5 separate regions of the Homo sapiens genome follow, and regions 1, 3, 4 and 5 are each linked to region 2. The links are chromatin contacts, found by Hi-C or POLR2A ChIA-PET in ENCODE. All regions are on one chromosome and are shown on one strand. Each heading gives the region's core, a stretch centred on a gene start or an enhancer-like site at or near the end of the contact. The rest is flanking DNA. Distances are from core to core; before and after follow the strand shown. Region 1 has its middle 69 kb from the start of MIR4472-2. Region 2 has its middle 41 kb from the start of MAP1LC3B2. Region 3 has its middle 22 kb from the start of MIR4472-2. Region 4 has its middle 6.5 kb from the start of MIR4472-2. Region 5 has its middle 45 kb from the start of MIR4472-2.

What was found. A loop is a pair of places that touch in the nucleus more often than their neighbours do. ChIA-PET counts read pairs that join two places held with the same protein, here RNA polymerase II (POLR2A). Pooled maps may share reads with other maps.
Region 1: a map of heart right ventricle shows a loop between it and region 2 (2.1-fold over the local background). The contact joins two enhancer-like sites. A Hi-C loop is called at or near these places in 1 of 168 maps with a recorded cell type or tissue (heart right ventricle), 1 of 37 single-sample maps with no recorded cell type and 11 of 50 pooled maps. POLR2A ChIA-PET finds 5 or more read pairs at or near these places in 4 of 52 experiments (AG04449, HEK293, K562 and 1 more).
Region 3: a map of PC-3 shows a loop between it and region 2 (8-fold over the local background). The contact joins two enhancer-like sites. A Hi-C loop is called at or near these places in 2 of 168 maps with a recorded cell type or tissue (PC-3 and gastrocnemius medialis), 1 of 37 single-sample maps with no recorded cell type and 8 of 50 pooled maps.
Region 4: a loop to region 2 is called in a map of ascending aorta, with 4 times the contacts of the local background. The contact joins two enhancer-like sites. A Hi-C loop is called at or near these places in 12 of 168 maps with a recorded cell type or tissue (Caco-2, Calu3, IMR-90 and 9 more) and 16 of 50 pooled maps. POLR2A ChIA-PET finds 5 or more read pairs at or near these places in 2 of 52 experiments (A673 and H1).
Region 5: a loop to region 2 is called in a map of endothelial cell of umbilical vein, with 7 times the contacts of the local background. The contact joins two enhancer-like sites. A Hi-C loop is called at or near these places in 5 of 168 maps with a recorded cell type or tissue (PC-3, ascending aorta, chondrocyte and 2 more) and 8 of 50 pooled maps. POLR2A ChIA-PET finds 5 or more read pairs at or near these places in 1 of 52 experiments (WTC11).

What each region holds. Positions count from the first base shown.
Region 1 is chr12:116,357,782-116,360,481 of GRCh38, forward strand. No RefSeq gene overlaps it. Among named protein-coding and RNA genes, the nearest start is that of MIR4472-2, 69 kb to the right of the region's middle. RefSeq lists a silencer at 1,327-1,416. Within about 2 kb of position 1,415, at least 30 of the 41 ENCODE cell types and tissues checked have a DNase peak (open chromatin) inside an H3K27ac peak, as active enhancers do; they include heart right ventricle, where a contact is called at or near this core.
Region 2 is chr12:116,598,623-116,601,322 of GRCh38, forward strand. No RefSeq gene overlaps it. Among named protein-coding and RNA genes, the nearest start is that of MAP1LC3B2, 41 kb to the left of the region's middle. Within about 2 kb of position 1,340, at least 28 of the 41 ENCODE cell types and tissues checked have a DNase peak (open chromatin) inside an H3K27ac peak, as active enhancers do; they include PC-3, ascending aorta, endothelial cell of umbilical vein and 3 more, where a contact is called at or near this core.
Region 3 is chr12:116,405,446-116,408,145 of GRCh38, forward strand. No RefSeq gene overlaps it. Among named protein-coding and RNA genes, the nearest start is that of MIR4472-2, 22 kb to the right of the region's middle. Within about 2 kb of position 1,324, at least 7 of the 41 ENCODE cell types and tissues checked have a DNase peak (open chromatin) inside an H3K27ac peak, as active enhancers do; they include PC-3 and gastrocnemius medialis, where a contact is called at or near this core.
Region 4 is chr12:116,433,462-116,436,161 of GRCh38, forward strand. No RefSeq gene overlaps it. Among named protein-coding and RNA genes, the nearest start is that of MIR4472-2, 6.5 kb to the left of the region's middle. Within about 2 kb of position 1,375, at least 23 of the 41 ENCODE cell types and tissues checked have a DNase peak (open chromatin) inside an H3K27ac peak, as active enhancers do; they include PC-3, ascending aorta and ovary, where a contact is called at or near this core.
Region 5 is chr12:116,381,990-116,384,689 of GRCh38, forward strand. No RefSeq gene overlaps it. Among named protein-coding and RNA genes, the nearest start is that of MIR4472-2, 45 kb to the right of the region's middle. RefSeq lists an enhancer at 920-1,596. Within about 2 kb of position 1,387, at least 8 of the 41 ENCODE cell types and tissues checked have a DNase peak (open chromatin) inside an H3K27ac peak, as active enhancers do; they include PC-3, ascending aorta and endothelial cell of umbilical vein, where a contact is called at or near this core.

The DNA of each region.
Region 1 (2,700 bases), core at 165-2,664, 240 kb before region 2:
GCTGATGCCTGAGGGCAAGAGAAGGTGATGTTCCAGCTCAAGCAGACAGCAAATTCATGCTTCCTAAACCTTTTTCTATTTGAGCTCTCAGTGGATGACATGACGCTCACCTGGATTGGTGAAGGCAAACATTATTCAATCTACCGATTCAAATGCTAATCTCTTCTGGAAATACCCTCACGGACATACCCAGAAATAATGTTTTACCAGCCATCTGGGCATCCCTTAACCTAGTCCAGTAGACACATAAAATTAATCATCACACATGGAAGTCTGGTCACTTCACATCTCTTCACAGCGACGGCGGCTCCAGTTTCCAGTCCAAATCAGTGTACGTGCTAGGGGGCTTTCTGCACAGCTTTTGGGTGGGGTAGTCAATCGAAGAGATCAAGTTTGCATGCTGGAATATTTTAGTTGCTGAGATATTTCAATGGTTTGTGAAGACCATGGGGAAATAAACATTTAAAATTAAAAGTGGCTTGGAAAATCAAGGCAGTTTCTCAGCGGTAGTCCCCCGTTGACAGAAATATTTGGGACACTTGTTATAATTTCTTTATTTCTACCCAGACTTATTTAATCAAACCTTGGAGGTGAGAACCAGAGCTCTAATACACACCAATACCGTATTTATAGTTAGCATCAAAGTAAAGGGAAGTTTGAGGTGATTTACACCAAATCCAAACTCAGTGATATCCGAGTAAGTGAAATTTGACTATATTTTAATATTGCAATCTCCCTGCATTTTTCTTGCCACTGATAGCTACATCCACCCTTTTGCTTTAAATTCCTTCTATTTTCCAATCCCTTCTGTCAGACAGCTAAAAAAAAAAAATGGTTACAATATTCTTAGAAAACTGTGCTTCAGAGAAAGCAGTGAGGTTACTCAATTGTTTCTCCTCTGTTAATTTGAGAATCTTAAATTATGCATGTTGTTTTGCACACATTTGCATGTTCAATTCACATGCCTGAGTTATTCGTCTACAAGATAAAACCAAGCATAGTAATTCAAGTAACCTGTGTCTGATTTCTCTTCACCCAAATTTCAGGGCTAACCGAGTTGCAGTTAAAGAATGGATAATTAAATCACTTGGGAAGCGCAGGGGAGTGCTGGTGGATAGGAAAGATGGGGTTACTGAGCCAACTCCTGCCTCCATCCCGTCTGGATTGTCAATCGTTTCTCCTTCCATGACCTGCTGGATTTCATAACCTCCACGAGGCCCCTTTCCCAGAAGGGACTCACTGTCCTGGTTACAATCCTTAAATCTAGCTGGGCAGGAAGGCCAGGAGTGGAGTTTGTCCTCTGCCTGGTGTGGATAACCTTGAACATAAAGAAACCACCACAATACAAACGGCCCTGAAATCTGAACCAATGCCACCGCAATATGCAGATGAGAAAGTCAGAACCATTCCTCCATTGGCTGACTGCCGGCCTGACGTCACAGTGGCCCAGCCCAGCGTGGCCAGAAGTGCTGTGGGCAACTTTCTGGACAAGTTGGAAAGCTTGTGTGTGTGGGTGTGTGTGTGTGTGTGTGTGTGTGGGTGTGTGTGTGTGGGGGGGGGGGGGTCTTTTTTTTTTTATCAGCTGGTGCTGGTTTCCTGCATTTCCTGTGTTACGGGGGGGGAAAAAGGTGTTTATGTACAGCAAGAACTGATGAACTCAGGGCTGAAGAGCATTTTGTTCTCTGTGGCAGCTCTATCCCTTTCCTTAGGGGAGATCTATGTTAGAAACAAAAATGTCATAGGGGAAGGTTGTGAATTCTAAATGAACTGTGGGGACCTCACGAACCTCTTCAGCTTAGTGGTTTCCAGGAAGCCCCAGGCTGAGCCAAACTTTGTGACTTAGCTGGTGTGAGTCTTTGGCTGTGATCTTGACCACAAACTTCAAGATATGCAGGCATGGGAGGCTGGGGGCCTTTTTTATTTTTCTCTACCTCACTTTGCCAGGTTCAATGCAAAGACAGAATCCAATCCTCTGATCTGTGAACTTCTGACGATTCCCCGCCCTCAATGTGCTGGTGGTAGGAAAATTTCCTCTTCTCTTTTCTTTTCTTTCTTTCTCTTTCTCTCTTTCTTTCTCTTTCTTTCTCCCTCCCTGCCTTCCTGCCTTCCTTCCCTCCCTCCCTCCTTTTCTTTCTTTTCTTTTCTTTTCCCTTCTTTCCTTTCTTCCTTCCTTCCTTCCTTCTTTCTGTTTCTTTTAGACGGAGTCTCGCTCTGTCGCCCAGGCTATAGTGCAATGGCACGATCTCAGCTCACTGCAAGCTCCACCTCCCAGGTTCACGCCATTCTCCTGCCTCAGCCTCCCGAGTAGCCTGGACTACAGGTGCCCGCCACCACGCCCGGCTAATTTTTTAATTTTATTTATTTATTATTTTTTTTTGAAGAGGCGGGGTTTCACCATGTTAGCCAGGATGGTCTCAATCTCCTGACCTCGTGACCCACCTGCCTCGGCCTCCCAAAGTGCTGGGATTACAGGCGTGAGCCACCGCACCGGTCTTCCTTCCTTCCTTCCTTCTTTCTTTTTCTTTCTTTCTTTCCCTCCCCGCCCTCCCTCCATTCCTTCCTTCTTCTTTCTTTCTTTCCCTCCCCTCCCTCCCTCCCTCCCTTCCTTCCTTCTTTCCCTCCCCTCCGCTTCCTCCCTTCCTTCCTTCCTTCTTTTTCTTTCTTTCTTTCCCTCCCCTCCCTCCCTCCCTTCCTTCCTTC
Region 2 (2,700 bases), core at 90-2,589:
CTGAGCCAGGAGTCTTTACCCCAAACCAAGCCAGACTCAAAGCCGCTGCTTCTTCCTTTATGTGGTCCCAGTTAAACTCCTGGCCTTGGCTCTCTGGGTAAAGAGAAAACATAATCCTAACCATCTTCATGACTGATTGGCAATATTTTCACTGTGACTTTTCCTCCAGAGACATGTAAAGATATCACCGTGAGTTTGTAAGATAATCTTTCCTTTAGAGTTCTGCTGTTCCTTGTCATTTTGCCCGTGAGGATGGCCTGTTGGCCGCACGGGGACGACAGTCAAGAGAGAACCGTGACCTTGTTTGCATTGCGTTGCTGATACACACGAGTCTTTGAAACAGGCCATCCATGAGCCTCACAACCTCCTGGCATAGCAGGTATTAATTACTGTTCACCACTTATTGGAGGAGGAAACGGACGTTCCAAGATATTAAATGGCTTGTTCAAGGTCACACAGCTCATGAACGACTGGTTCCAAAGCTCCCTGCCCTCTCCACCGCGCCTGGCCGCTCAGAGCCCATGATGAAGTGATTTGGGTAGAGCGAGGTCAGGCCACATCTGTTAACCAAGTAGCCAGTCCTGGGCTTAAAAATTATTTGTTTCCAACTCTTTTTCTCTTTTCCGTCCCCGTATTGACAGGAACAGCTGTCTTCTTTTTAAAAGGGCTACTTCCATCTCTTTCATTTTATTGTTTCCACGTCTTTGATTGTTTTGGAACAAGTCCGATGGTGGAGACGGAACAGGGAGATCACGAAGACAGCCTCTCCTTTAAAAAATGACCATGATCTCACGCCTCCTCCCAACCCAGTGGAAACTGGAGCACCGCTCAAGGAGACGCTGCTGTCACAGGATCCTGCTTACGGGCACGAAAGCTGGGAAATTTCAGAGCCAATCTGGGCCAGGGGAGGCTGGAGCTCGTGAGCTGGGCTGGAAATGATTCTTCCAGACTGCAGAGAAGACAGTGGCCTGCCCGCCGGCCGGCCTGCCTGCCCTCCCCGAGGCCAACAGGAAATCCCAGAATTTATAGATGACCCCGTTACAAGGCAAGTGTTTTGGAACAAATTGTTCTTCTTTTAAAGCCTTGTTTTCCACTAGTTTTTCTTTCTGGAGTCCAACCGCAACCCCCACGCCCCCCACCCCGCCCCACCCACCCACCCTTTCCACCTTCCCGGTGTCCTTGTTAAACCGGGGCCATGGCGCCACCTGCTGCCTGTCGTGGGCAGCGGGACTCTGCCGGGATCCGGTCTTGGGTCCTCCCCCCACCTCCCTTGTCCCAAAATGGGTGGGAGAGTGACTTTCTGGCTCCTGTCCCGAGGAGGGTTTGTATAAAGATCACGTATCAAGCCTCAAGAGAACTGCTTCCGTAGTTACGTGACCTAAAGACTCATGGCAAACTCTTCCCCCGTCACTTGTCCTCCAGGAGAGCCAGAGCTGGCTGGCAGAAAAGGCAAGTCAGATGGCATCACCATCCAAGGCCAGGTCTCCACTCCCTGAAAACCAAGTATGCCAGCTTTGAACAACCATGTCAACCCAATGAGCCTTGATTTCTTCAGTACCCTCTGTAGCCAATTTGCTAGGTGGTATGGAAAATGGATATGCGTGTGCCTGGCCCATGGAAGGGGCTTAATCAACGTCTGCATCCTTTCTCTCCTATTTGGAATATTCCTTATTGGGAAGGAATAGCTTGGAGGGTCTTAGAGGTGAAGGCCAGACCTCAGAAAACTGGTATATTTATCTCCTTATAAGAATGTAAGCTTCAGCACTTTGGGAGGCCAAGGCGGGCAGATCATCTGAGGTCAGGAGTTTGAGACCAGCCTGGCCAACATGGAAAAACTCCATCTCTACTAAAAATACAAAAATTAGCCAGGCATGGTGGTGCACACCTGTAATCCCAGCTACTCGGGAGGCTGAGGCAGGAGAATCGCTTGAACCAGGAGGTGGAGATGGTAGTGAGCCGTGTACCACTGCACTCTAGCCTGGTCAACAGAGCAAGATTCTCTGTCTCAAAAAAAAGAGTAAGCTTCAAGAGGGTAGGCCACCCCAGTGCAGATAACAAGCCTCAGCAAAGCAGTAAAGGAGCACAGGCTTGAAGTCCTTACACCCCAGCACCCGCTCAGGAGCTAAGTGACCTTGGGCAAGCTCAGTGTCCTTACTTGTGTCTGGGGATAGTAATAGTAATCATACCTCAAAGGGTGGCTGTCGCGCATTGAAATGAGAGAGGGCACGTAAATAATTTAGCAATGGGACTTGTAGGTAGAAAGTGTAGGATTGTAGAGACAACTCTAGCTATAATCATTATTATGAGATGACCACAGTGTCTGACATATAAGCATTTAATGAATATCTGAAAAACAAATGAATGAAAACCTCATAGAAAATAGGTCAGAAGACTTTGCTTAGTTCCATTTCAGCCACCAACTTGCTATGAGACATGAAATACCCCTGTGCCTGCTCTTCCCCATCCAGAAACCTTTCTTTATTGAGGATAAGACTCTCTGATCGGCACCTCAGTTTTCCCACCTGTCAAATGGGCACGACATTCATCTTACCTGTTGCTCAGAGATATGGAGGGGATCTGTTGAGGCATGTATGTGAAGCTGCTTTGAAAAGTTTAAAGAGTAGGCTGGGCATGGTGGGCTCATGCCTGTAATCCGGAACTTGGGAGGACAAAGTGGGAGGATCGCTTGAGTCCAGGAGT
Region 3 (2,700 bases), core at 74-2,573, 190 kb before region 2:
AATTCGCCAAGGCATAGAACAAGATGCTCCCTCTGTATCATTAGTTAAACAAGAAGCTGGCAAGCATGGTTCAGGCTATTCTTGATAGTTTTTACACAAAGAAATACAACACACACACACACACATATTTTTTCTTAGGGTCTCACTCCTGTCGCCTATGCTGGAGTATAGTGGCACAATCACAGCTGACTGCAGCCTCAACCTCCTGGGCTCAAGTGGTCCTCCCACTTCAGCCTCCTTGGTAGCTGGGACTACAGGCATGCACCACCATGCCTGGCTAGTTTTTATAGAGACAGGGTTTCACTATGCTGCCCAGGCTGGTCTCAAACTCCTGAGCTCAAGTGATCCTCCCTCCTTGGCCTCCCAAAGTGTTGGGATTACAGGCGTGAGCCACTGCTCCCAGCCTACAGTTATATTTTCAATGTTTCTAATGTTCTAAATTGAAGTATAAGAAAGAGATGTTAGTTTTACCTAGTTTTTCATTTCCTTAAACATTTATAGCCAACAGTAAGAGAGTTTTAGTGTTTTGACAGAAGATTGTTAAAGGTCACAGAATAATCTTATTTTATCCTGTTGGTGATTGAGATCTTTTTGTACACTTTCAGTTTGCACGGTCATTCTTACAGTCCACATGAATGTGCAAAGTGAGATTGGCTGTGTTATTTGTATCATCATCATCAGCATCATCATGTTCTCCACCAGGCAAGTGGGGTAAACACCCAGGATGCAAGGCCAGGGGTTGAACTCTTTTTGACTCCCTTTTCTTTTTTCTTTCTTTTTTTTTTTTAATTTTTATTTTTGTATTTTGAGACAGGGTCTTGCTCTGTCGCCCAGGCTGGAGTGCAGTGGTGCGATCTCAGCTCACTGCAACCTCTGCCTTCCAGGTTCAAGCGTTTCTCCTGCCTCAACCTCCTGAGTAGCTGGGATTACAGGTGCCCGCCACCACCCCTAGCTAATTTTTGTATTTTCAGTAGAGACAAGGTTTCACCATGTTGGCCAGGTTGGTCTTGAACTCCCGACCTCAGGTGATCCACTCAGCCTCCCAGAGTGTTGGGTTTACAGGCGTGAGGCACTGCGACAGGCCCTCCTTTTCTGACCCTGGGCAAAAAGGCCCCTGCAAAGTTCCAGGCCAAGGCCCTCTCAGCCCTGGCCAACATTGTCCTCTCTCTGCAGAGGCTGGGATACTCTACAGTCCCAGGAAGCTTCCAAAAAGGAGAGCTCAGTTTACAACCAATAAAAATAACTCAGGGGTGACAAACAGCTCCAGGGCCCCAGGGGACGCTCTTATGCAATCTGCCTTGATTTCACAAGCCCTACATGGAGCTGTCAGCAGAGGCAGACTGAGATGCACGCCCTGGCTGACACCACAGGGCAAGGCCCCTCTGGCTGCAATGACTGGGAACAGTGACTTTGGCTGTGACTGGAGGTGGCTCATTTACAACAGAAGACATGCAAAAATAGCGCAGCTGATGGATTGGTTGGTTGTTGGTTGACTGACTGATTTAAATACATAGTATTTCTTTTTCTTTTTAGGCAAAGTATACTAACAATGGATGATCTCAGTAGAAAATTCAGAGTATGCATAGGCCAAAAGGAAACAAATAAAAACTACCAGCTGGGCGTGATGGTTCACACCTGTGATCCCAGGATTTTGGGAGGCCGAAGCGGGAGGATTGCTTGAGCCCAGATGTTTGAGACCAGATTGGGCAATATAGGGAGACCTCAGCTCTACAAAACACAAAAAAATTAGCTGGGCATGGTGGTGCACACCTATGGTCCTAGCTACTTGAGAGGCTGAGCCTGGAGGATCACTTGAACCTGGTAGGTCAAGGCTGCAGTGAGCTATGATTATGCCACCACACTCCAGCCTGGGCAATAGAGCAAGACCCTGTCTCTAAACACAATAAAATACAAACTACCCATAGTCCAACTACCGAGAGAGCACCACTGTTACTTTCAGCCTTTCAGGCTTTTCTAGAAGCCAAAAGCATATAGTGCCGAGCTTCAGACTCTGATGCCAGACCACCTGAGTTCCACTCCTAGGCTGCTTAACATCTCTTGCACCATCTTCCCATCAGTGAAATGGGAATATCAATCACAGCCTTTATTACTTTGTTGTATGGTTAGGGATTTTCTGTTTTTTACTGTGAAAGAGGTCAAGAGGAAGAGCCTTGTGGTTAAGTCTTTGTGTACATTCTTTTCTTTTTCTTTCTTTCTTCTTTTTTTTTGAAATGGTGTCTCACTCTGTCGCCCAGGCTGACATGCAATGGCGCCATCATGGCTCACTGCAGCCTCAAGCTCCTGGGCTCAAGCAGTCTCCCTACCTCAGCCTCTCATGTAGCTGAGACTACAGGTATGTAGTCTCACACTTGGCTAATTTTTAAAATTTTTGTAGAGATGGGGTCTCACAAGTTTACCTAGGCTGGTCTTGAACTTCTGGCCTCAAGTGATCCTTCTGCCTTGGCCTTCCAAAGTGTTGGGGTTACAGGTGTGAGCCACTGCACCTCGCCTGTGTACATTTGGAATGATATCTTAGGATAAATTATTGGGAGGGCAACTACAGTGTCTAAGAGAGTACCCATTTTGTTTCATCTCCTGCCAAATCAGGAAACTGATTAAAATGAGCTACTTGGTGACTGGTAAATTAAATGAGCTATGCTGTGGCCCATGCCTGTAACCCCAGCACTTTGGGAGGCTGAG
Region 4 (2,700 bases), core at 125-2,624, 170 kb before region 2:
TCATCAGTACAAATGGGGAGACCTGGAGAAAGTTTTCAGATGAGACAATAACGCTGTGTCAGTGTTCATTCCCTACGTTTGATCATTGTATTGTGGTTTTGTAAGACAATGTTGCTTGTTTTTAGGAAATTCAGAGTGAAGTATTTCACAGAGGTGTGATGTCTGAGAAAACAAGCATTTTTCTCCTCTTTATAGCTGTATCTACAGAGACAGGGGTGGGGGGTGGGGGAAGGATACAGCAAAGTGGTAATGTGGTAACATTTGGGAAATCTGGGTGACAGGTACATGGGAATTCTTTGTATTGTTCTTGCAACTTTTTCCTAAGTCTGAAATTATATTTCAATAAAAAGTAAATTGGGTTGGGCACAGCGGCTTACACTTGTAATCCCAGTGCTTTGGGAGGCCAAAATGGGAGGATCGCTTAAGGCCAGGGGTTTGTGACTAGCCTGGGAAACATAGCGAGACCCCCATCTCTACTAAAAAGTAAAAAAAATTATCTGGCTGCGGTGGCGTGCGCCTATAGTCCCAGCTACTTGGGAGGCTGAGGTAGGAGGATGACTTGAGCTCAGGAATTCAAGGCTGCGGTGAGCAGAGATCACACCACTGGGTGCCAGCCTGGGCGACAGAGCAAGACCCTGTCTGAAAAATAAATAAATAAATGCATAAAGTAAGAAGTTAATTAAAAAAAAAAAGGAAAGCAAATCATCATGTGTGCATGGCTGCTCACTAAGAGGAAAGAACCAGCCGCCTGGGGCAGGACTATTCAGGCTCTTCCTGGAAGTCCCTGGCTCAGAGCAGACTCTTGCCCCTTTCCCCTGTCCCTCTGCCTCTGGTGGCACGCATGTGACAAGGAGCCACTGACCAGCCTGGCTGCCCGCAAGGCCTGGAGCCCGGCATCTGGAAAGGATCAGCTGCCACCGCTAAACTCACCCCTCCACCCACAGCTCATTCCCGGAGTCTCTGAAGGCGGGGCTGAGCTTTGGGGGTTTCGCAATAAGAATCCACACATATTCTTCTGAGGAGGCTGTCAGGAAAAAGCCTTCTCGGGACATCCCTGCAAGCACTTTGCCAAGCCCTCAGTGACACCTTTGCCTTCCTTGCTCATCTGAATTTTGGGGGTTCCTGTTCAGAGGCCACAGAGCACAGGATAACAGAGATGATGGGTGAGCAGATCTTCTGTCAGGACACTTCCTGGGTGGTTTAGCTATTTTGTCTGCCTGGGGCAGGGAGAGAGGAGAGGATCCCTACGGCCCTAGGGGCATCATGAAGTCTCTCCAAGCTTTTGTGCTGAAATGTACATTTTACCTCTCACTTCCATCCTTGCTGCACTTCTAATGCAGTGCAGGCAGCTTTCATGGGATTTGGGCCATGCAGGACTCGCAAGCTCAGCAATGCCAACCATGCACGTTTCTGGGCAGAGCTTCCGGAGGGGCGTGGGCTGGGCTGGAAAGAGCCAGGGGTTTGGAATCCAAGCGAGTCAGGAGGGCAGTCTCCGATTCACCACTTCCAGGCTGGGCAGCATTGGTCTAAAGGCTTCTCCTAGGGCGGAGCTTAATACCCCCATGTGTAAAATGGAAAAAAACAAACACACAAAAACAAATACCCCCATGTGTAAAATGGAAAAAAAAAACACACATGTGTAAAATGGAAAAAAATAAACATTCCTATCGCGAATGAAGCGATAGGAAAGTGCCCGGCATAAAGTAGATTTGTAAAAAGAAACAAAACCAATTCTGTTTTTTTTTTTTTTTTGGTTTTTTTTTTGAGACGGAGTATCGCTCTGTCACCCACACTGGAGTGCAGTAGCGCGATCTTGGCTCACTGCAAACTCCACCTCCCGGGTTCACGCCATTCTCCTGCCTCAGCCTCCCGAGTAGCTGGGACTACAGGTGCCTGCCAACACGCCCAGCTAATTTTTTTGTAGTTTTAGGAGAGACAGGGTTTCACTATGTTAGCCAGGATGGTCTCGATCTCCTGACCTCCTGATCCGCCCGCCTCGGCCTCCCAAAGTGCTGGGATTACAGGCGTGAGCCACTGTGCCCGGCCTAAAACAAAACCAATTCTGCAATTCCATCTGCATTTAGTGAACACTGACTCGGAGCCAGGGGTAGCACGAGGGCCCTCCCAGCTGTGGGAGGATTTAGGTTCAAATCCACGCCTCACCTCTGAATGACTAAGGTTAAATTACCCAATGTAACATATGCCTGGTTTCCCTACCTGGTAACAGGTATAATAATAGCATCCACTGGCCAGATGCAGTGGCTCACGCCCATAATCCCAGCACTTTGGGAGGCTGAGGCAGATGGATCACCTGAGATCAGGGGTTCGAGACTAGCCTGGCCAACATGGTGAAACCCCATCTCTACTATAAATACAAAATTAGCCAGGTGTGGTGGCACGCACCGGTAATCCCAGTTACTTGGGAGCCTGAGGCAGGACAATCGCTTAGAACCCGGGAAGCAGAGGTTGCAGTGAGCCAAGATTGCACTACTGCACTCCAGCCTGGGCAACAGAGTGAGACTCTGTCTTAATAATAATAATAATAATAATAATAATAATAATAATAAATAGCATCAACCTCTTAGACTCCTGTGGGGATCAGCTGAGTCCATACATGTAAATTCACTAACAGTGAATGCTTCTGTAGCAGACATTGCAGGCCAGACACGGGTCTACACTCTTTATTAGTATTGCTCCCAT
Region 5 (2,700 bases), core at 137-2,636, 220 kb before region 2:
TTCCTTCTTCTTTTTAATAAAGCTGTTTTGTGTCTCCACACCACCCCCCTTCTGCATTCCTTGCATCTTAGTCTTCCCGTCCCCCTCCTGTAGGAAATGTCTAGGATTCTCTCACTGGGGTGTAATGGTTAAATTGCTACCAGCTGATTAAACAGCAGCAGTCGAAGCTGTAATCCTCAGCGTTCAGGAACCTGGGAAGGCAGGGACGAGTGCCCTGACCGCTTAGCCCCTGCTGACCCCCCTGCCAGGCGCCCGCCCAGTTTCACCCCTTTCATTTGTCCCGGGTTGCTTAATAGAATCTGCTGGGAAGGGGCGAGGGGCTGAGAAGGAAGAGGAAGGAGGAGGGAAGAGGGAACAGGCAAGAGGGGAGGAGGAGAGGGTCCCTCCACCAGCTCTGGTTCAACCTCCAAGGAATGTTGCTCCCACCCCTGTCCCTTTCCTGCCCCCCTGTAAAACCACACACACACACACACACACACTCTCACACACGCACATACTCACATTAGCGTACACACTCACATGTTCACACACTTACAGATACTTGCATATACTCACAGCCACACACACACACCCACATGCTCCCTTGTTCATACACACAGCCACGCACACACTTTCTCAAACTCATACATACAGACACACATACACACTCATGCTCACACACAGTCACATATGCATAAACGCATGATCACACACACACAGCCACACACATTCACACACTTTGATACCCCCCAGAGCCAGTCTCTTTCTCATTCTCTGCAGAATGAAGACCACATGAAGGAGAAATCCCACCTGCCCTGCTGCTCCTCCTGGGAAAGCTTCCTCCCCGCACCTGCCCCCCATATAGGGAAGGGTCAGAAAGATGGGAACTGTGAGATCAGAGACCGGTCTGGGAAGCGGGAAAGTGCAGGCTTTGGGTGCAGGCAGCCAGCTGCAGGATCCTGGAGTCAGGACTTCCTTTCTTCCTGCCTCTCTGAGGATCGAGTGGGAAAAACACCCAGCCCAGTCAGGCAGGCACAAAACATGTGTTACCTCGATGATCTGTGCTGGGTGCTGGGGTGCAGTGCAGCTGGCATAGCCTTCTGCACCCTTGAAAGCAACGTGTCCCTTGGGCTCCTTGATGGACACTTCCCACCCTTGGCTCTTCACCTGCAAACTGACCTGTGACCATCATATGAGACCCTGGGTGTGCAAAGGTGTGGCCACAACTTAGCACATGCCAGGGTCCCACGACGATGGTTTTCCTGTATGATTAACGTTGCTGTCGATTCAGGCTCTGGACTAAGAATAGCAGGGGGCAGCCAGCCTCCTTGGGAAAGTTTATTTCCGTGGAAAGTATAGTTCAGATGAGTGAGGATCTGGCCTCGATTCATCCTCCCTCCCTCACACTTAGTCAGAAACCAGGGAAGGGCCTACTGGATGGAGGGGGAATTGGCTCACAAGCACTGGAAGTTTGCCACTGCTCCAAGTACGCTGCTCTCTGAAGCAACCTTTCTCTTTCCCCTGGGAGAAAAAAGCCTCCAAGCAGGGTGTAGGAGAGGGCAGAGGGAATGGCTGCCGAGGGCCCTAGGCCAGCCTTATTTCTGTGCAGCGGGTTGAATGGTGTCTCCCATTCATGTCCACCTGGAAACTCAGAATGTGACCTTTTTTGGAAACAGGGTCTTTGCAAATATCATTCAGGTAAGAATGAAGATGACATCATACTGGGTTAAGGTGAGCCTTTTTCTTTTCTTTTCTTTTCTTTTCTTTCTTCTTTCTTTCTTTTTTTTTTTTTTTGAAACAGAGTCTCACTCTGTCACCCAGGCTGGAGTGCAGTGGCGTGATCTCGACTCACTGCAACCTCCGTTTACCAGGTTCAAGTGATTCTCCTGCCTTAGCCTCCAGAGTAGCTGGGATTACAGGTGCCCACCACCACGCCCAGCTAATTTTTGTATTTTTAGTAGAGATGGGGTTTCACCATGTTGGCCAGGCTGGTCTTGAACTCCTGGCCTCAAGCGATCCTCTGGCCTCAGCCTCCCAAAATGCTGGGATTACAGGAATGAGCCACCATGCCCAGACCAAGGCGAGCCTTAAATCCAGTGTGAGTGTCCTAAAGAAAGCTAGAGAAGGACCTAGAGACTGTGAGGATAGAGGTCGACATTGGAGTGATGCAGCCGCGAGCTAAGGAACTCCAGGAGCCACCAGAAGCTGGAAGGATACTGGAAGTGACATTTTGATTTTGGACTTCTGGCCTCCAGAACTGGGAGAGTAACACATTTCTGTTGTTTTCAGCCATGCAGTGTGCGGTAATTTGTTACAGTAGCCACAAGAAACTAATATGCTTTGCAAAGCATGTGTCAATGATCCCATTTTACAGATAGGAAAACCAAGGCACAGCGAGGGAAAATTTGCCTAAAAATCACACAGTTGGTTGGAAGTGAAGCCAGGATTCCAGCCCAGGTCTGTGTGATTCCAGCACCTGGACCCTGGACCACCGAGTTCACAGAGAAGGGACATTTCTGCAGGGGAGAGCTGTGGTCAAAGAGAGGAATAAAGGCAAGTGTTGGCTTCCTCAGAAAGCGGCAAACAGACCGGCAAGGAAGCTGTGGCAAGGGGTCTGGGAGATGGGACCCACTGTCTCAGACATCTTCCCCTAGGCTTAGAGTCCACATCAGGGAAGGGTTGCTGAGAATTCCACTGGAGTGTCTCCCAACCCCTCCCCCA